Linked DNA regions of Mus musculus: region 2 is linked to region 1. A link is a loop called in an ENCODE intact Hi-C map of the cell type or tissue named here. Cell type or tissue: left cerebral cortex. All regions are shown on one strand. Each heading gives the region's core, and the rest is flanking DNA. Links, peaks and the distances in the headings are about the cores only. Region 1 has its middle 58 kb from the start of Apip. Region 2 overlaps A930006I01Rik (RIKEN cDNA A930006I01 gene).

Evidence for each region. Peaks named below come from ENCODE experiments on the same cell type or tissue, not always from the same donor. Only the 100,000 strongest peaks of a DNase experiment are listed, where the experiment ranks them.
Region 2: it touches region 1 in a loop (4-fold over the local background); 17 of 42 quality-filtered maps call a loop at or near these places.

The regions. Positions count from the first base shown.
Region 1 is chr2:103,130,115-103,132,924 of GRCm38, reverse strand. No RefSeq gene overlaps it. Among named protein-coding and RNA genes, the nearest start is that of Apip, 58 kb to the right of the region's middle. In left cerebral cortex, for the core only: a CTCF peak has its summit at 1,594 (motif pointing left); a DNase peak (open chromatin) is centred at 1,578.
Region 2 is chr2:103,345,701-103,348,510 of GRCm38, reverse strand. The region is part of intron 1 of A930006I01Rik (RIKEN cDNA A930006I01 gene); the gene reads left to right. Among named protein-coding and RNA genes, the nearest start is that of A930006I01Rik, 26 kb to the left of the region's middle. In left cerebral cortex, for the core only: a CTCF peak has its summit at 990 (motif pointing right); a DNase peak (open chromatin) is centred at 992; H3K4me3 peaks cover 195 bases.

The DNA.
Region 1 (2,810 bases), core at 62-2,561:
AAAGATGGGTAAGATTGTAGTTAGTATGTTCTATATATTTTTCATCGCAATTCAGAATAAAATAAAATTTAAGAGACACTAAAATACTTCAGTCACCAAAATAGATATCTGAGTATATTTACATATACATGTAACTTGCTGGAAATCAAAATCAAATCATAATACATGCAAGTACTCTGCCACTCAGCTATATCCCCAGACTAAACATTATAGTTTAAAACAATCAAAAATAATGCAAAAACAAGTCTGTGAAGAAAACATTGAAAACAATTTAGATTAGGACTATCAGGGTCAATGTCTTACCAGACAGTAATAGAGTCTTAGGCAAAAGGAAACCCCAGGGATTCGCAACCGGCACATACGCTGGAGAGTCTGAGGGGCTGTTAGGAGTGTGGACTTGGGCATTCACATTGAAGATGATTACTATATGTTCTATCAGCCTCCTCTTCCAACACTAAAGCAGAACTATGTTAACAGGCATTGGGTAGTCAAAGAAGCTGATTACCACAGGAGTCCTCTTTGTTATCTAATGGCCCATTGGAGGGATAGCTGGGAACTTCATTCAGGGAAGGAGTTGACTGGAAGCTGGGGGCCTTGGGGGTCTGTTTCAGGGCAGCTCTACCCCCTCACACATTTGGAGGTGCTCCTCAACACACCAAGCCTACACCTCTGCTGACAGACTTCCTTCCTTCTTTCCTTCCTTCTTACTTATTCCCTCCCTCCCTCCCTCCCTCTCCCTCTCCCTCTCCCTCTCCCTCTCCCTCTCCCTCTCCCTCTCCCTCTCCCTCTCCCTCTCCCTCTCCCTCTCCCTCTCCCTCTCCCTCTCCCTCTCCCTCTCCCTCTCCCTCTCCCTCTCCCTCTCTCTCTCTCTCTCTCTCCCTCCCTCCCTCTCTCTCTCTCTCTCTCTCTCTCTCTCTCTCTCTTTCTGATTTTTAAATGAGCTTCAGACCTAATCACCCAGCAACCTGCTTCTCTTTGCCATCTGGCTCGGGCAGCTCCAGAAGGGAAGGCAGCTGCAGGACAAGTCTCTGCAGCAACACTAAAGGTCCAGGTACTGCCATGAACAATGCAAATACTGGGGAGTGTCTGCTGATTAATGGAATGAAGCCCACAGAGGTTCCTATGTCATCCCCTCCGTTGTCCTGGGAAACACCAGATGGATGGTCTCCACGTAACCACCCAAGTCCACTGATTTTGTTTCAGAGGTCGGAACTTAGGGATGGCTGCTTCATTTTTCTGGATCCCAATGATTCCAGCCAGGAGATTCTGTCATCATCATTGTGATTCCCACCCTCACCCTATATGTTCTGTTTTCTTTTCCAGGAAGAAGGCAATTTACTTCCTGCTTTCTCAGTCTGTGGGGTCTGGCCCTTTGGCTAGACTTACCTAGGCCATCTCTAAGCTCCAGGAACACACATCTCCTACCATGGCCTCTGCTAATACAACCTCTTTATGCTTTCCTCCCACCCTGCTCTACTCAGCCACCTTGCTCCTTCCCCCAGCTCAATTGAGTCTCAGCTAGATTTTGCCCCACCGGGGACATCCGGCAACTAGATTGATTGGCACAGCTGAGCTTAGGCGGGGGAACTACTGACATCTAGTGGGTAGAAGATGGAGACTGAGTCTCAAGATGCTACAGTGTATGAGATACTGCTCCTTACCCTGCACTGTCTCCCAGCCACAAATAACAGAGTACTGAGTTTAACAATTGTCCCAGGTGACCAGATTCATCTGCCCAAACTCATCGTGACTTCTGGGAAAGTGGGCTCTGATGTGCTTCCCCGACATCCCCACCTCTGCCACCCAAATCCACCACACATTAAGCCATATTGTCAGCACAATCCTTTCTTTCCTTAGTTTGTCATTCTATCTCTGTGGCATTGCTTGGGTATCTACTCTGATGTGCAAGGTTCATGAAGTCAGTGAGTTTATTCTCAAATATCTGTGTGTCTGATGGACTCTTCTACCTTTCTCAAACAATAAACAGAAAAATAATTTGAGCCTCTAACTAGGTACAAGGGACTTTTAGAAGTCATACACTGCCATATACAAGGTGAACTTGACTTCAATCTTTAACCTTTTGAAAATAATAAGCGATGTTAATATAGGCATGACAAGGAATGGGACTGTGAGTTCTGGGACTCAATTCTGCATGCTTGCATGGCAAAGCACTTTACCAGCCGAGTCATAGCCCCGGCCTGGGTTTGAATTTTTCCTTGGGGAGATGTGTGACGACAATCTGCACTCTGGAAACTGATTCTCGTATGTAATACCATAAGCATATTTACTGGGGTCAGGTCTCATATGCTATATCTGCATGATGGTAAGGAAGGCAGGCTGGGGGTGGATGAGGAAGCCAGCCAATGTGTACACCCTCATTTGGGATATAGCCCTGTGGATTGGTTCTGAACTAAAGTCAAGGAGTCCAGCCTTCATAGCTTGTCACAGGATCAGGGAGACCAGCTCGGAGGCTATGACCTCGATGAGCAGTTTCTGATCAGGGTGTACAGGCATGAGAAGAGAGCATATCTACGCTGAGGAGGGCATCTAGGCAGAGCACTCCACCAGGCCCACCACTAGAATTCACTTATCCATCAGTACATGTGAATCTCTTGAATGCAACATACTCACTCACACACACATCTCAGAGACTGTATGCCCCTAAATGTTACTTGATAGAACCAAGTCTAGTGATGATCAGCTTAGAATATGGTACCCAGTTTTCAAAGGGAAGATTTATTTTTATTTGCTCACCTTAAACTTCAATTCCATTATAGATACTGTTGATTAAAACAAAACCACACATATAT
Region 2 (2,810 bases), core at 39-2,538, 220 kb before region 1:
CAGACTCTCTAGCTGCTCCCCAGAAGCCATAGTTATGGGAGAAGCCATAGTTTCCTCAGAAGCACTTGGCACGTTGTCCGGACAGCAAGAGAAGCCAGTGCTGCCATTGATAGCTGTGTGACTTCAGGAAAATTGCTCAATGTCTCCCAAGCTCTATTTCCTCGTCGCTCATGACTAATAATTCCGTCCATGGGGGTATTTGTAAAGATTAAAGAATGTTAAGTACATTAATGCGTGTAGTGAACTGCAAAGCTATATGCAAATACAAGCGTTGGAACTAAGGAGGTCTGTGATTCCTGGCTCCATTTACACAAGAATGGATTGTCACACTTTGCATAAGTGATGGGTTTTCCTTTCTGAAGTTACTTCTTTGAGATCCCTAATCCTTACCATTGGGAGAAAGACTGGGGTTAGGAGAGAGGAGAAGGGTAACACAGGAGGTGAATGACCAAAGCACATTAATACATGTTTGAAAACATCTTAATGACACCCATTATTTTGTACAATGAGTTAGGCTGGTGGGGGGGAGACAAAATCGATATTTTAGAGAAAAAAAAAAGCTTCACAAACTGAAAGTGTCTTCCATTATTTGCTTTAGAGTTAAAGCATGAGCCACCATCCTTGGACTGGGAACACAAGAAAGACATTTCACTTCCCCCATCAATGATTTCTCTCTCCCTCCGGTTCCTTATCTGCCTCCTCCTTATCTCAGAAAAGCCTTTAGCCGGTTGCCAGGAGAGATGGCTGATCTTTCTCTTCTGCCTCCCGCAATGCTGATAAAAAGCAGGAGGGGGCACAAGGGATGGAAACAATTCTGGTCCTGCCAGCCTCAGTCCAAGGAGCATTTTAGGCCAGGGGATGGGGTTCCCCTGCTGGGGGCGGGGAGATCAGTAGGTCTGTGTGTTCCAGTCTCGACAGTCCAAAACCCTCTCTTGACATTGGGAAAGTCAGTGAGTTGGATTCAAGCTTTAGGGACTCTTTGGCTGCAGTCTGGTTACTTCTGCATGCAGCCACTAGATGGCAATGTCTTCCTAACCCTAAAGCAAGGTTTTGCTTTGGAAAAATGCCAAGTTTTAACACAGACAAACCACACACACACACACACACAGACACACAGACACACAGACACACAGACACACACAGACACACACACACACACACACACAGACACACAGACACACAGACACACACACACACACACACACACAGAGACACACACACACACACACACACACACACACACACACACACTTGTTCTCCCCTAAAGTGCAAAATAATATCCATATCAATAGGGAAGCAAAGAACGTTCTTTCTGAAAACTCTGGGTAAGTTAGTGATGCAGACAGACAGGGCACCTGCTGGAAGGAGGCATATTTGTGAGGACTGAGGTCTTCATTGAAGATGTCTTCAGTGGCTGCAGACAGTGTCATCAGGGAGCTATGGGAACTGTTGGGTATTAGGAAGCTGCAGAGGTCATGGAGATGTGCCCTAGATGGAAGGTTTGTGTGAAGAACCCTGCAAAACTCTGGCCCATGCCAAGTGCCGCCTGGCCTTGCAGAAGTTGGCCTTGCAGACACATGCCCAGGGCTGGCTGTTAAGACTGTCCTGGCAGAATCAAGGACCTCCTTTGCAGGCAAGGAATTCAGAGAGAGACAGTGCGATGGGAGCCTTCTCTTGTAGATGGGGAAACTGAGGTCAGAGCAAGGAAGGTCTCTGGAGTCTGTCTTCTTGCTAAGTTTCTTTGCATGTAAACAGCCCAATTGACTTTAAATGGCTTTTCCCAATGTCTCATGCTCTTTGATGAGCTAGCATAGCTTCTTAAGCTTCCTGGCTCCAGCTTGCCAAGCGCCAGTGTCTATGCAAACCCGGGCATGCTGCAGTGGTTGAGGTTCCAATAGCAGATGAATATGTTCAAAGCCATCCAGCAGCCAAGTGATCCGGTAGAGGAGAAAAGTCATTCCAAGTAATCGCTTATTAACTCGCCAAGCAATCTCACATCTCACCGTAGATGCTTTGCAGCTAATAATGATAATAATAAGTACTTATTTAGTGCTTCTTGTAGATCAGTCTCCATTTTAATCAGTTAGTATCATAGAGCCACATTATTCCAACAACACCATGAAATAGATCCTACTGCCATTTTTTTGAGTCAGGAGCTGTCTGTCTATACAGCTCAGGCTGTCCTGGAACACAGGAGAAATGCCCCCCCCCCCCCCCGCCTCAGTTTCCACAGTGCTTGGATTACCGATATCTGCTGACAAATTTGGTTCAGTTATTACTCTGTCTGTGTTACAGGTCCAATAGGGTAAATCAGAGAAGGTAAATAACTCGCCTACGGTTACACAGCTGGAAGGCACAGAGCCAACATCACACCCTGCTTTGCCTAACTCCAGAGCAGATCTTTTAGCATTCCTGCCATGAAGTTGCTTATGACACTTTCTCCCATGTGTAGGCTCTGACAGAGGCACTTGTCAGAGTTTCGGACCAGAGCACCAGTCAGCATCTTATCATTTTCCGATTGTGACATGGTGGCCCAGGGGTGGTGAGCAGGCTCAGGGCTTGGAGACTTGGTGGCTTCCAAGTCACACCTACAGGCTACTCAGAACGTGAACGTGTGGGACGAAAGAGTTGCTTGTAGACAGAGGCCAGCACCAACAGGCAAGACACTGCTGGATCTGTTTGGGGGCAAGCACAGGAGGAGTGGGTATCTCAGGGGACAAAAGGACAATAGCACAAAGAGGTAGTCTGTGTATAAAGGGCCACCCTGTTCTGGGGTCTGAGTGTCACCTTGATACAAAAGGACTTAGCAT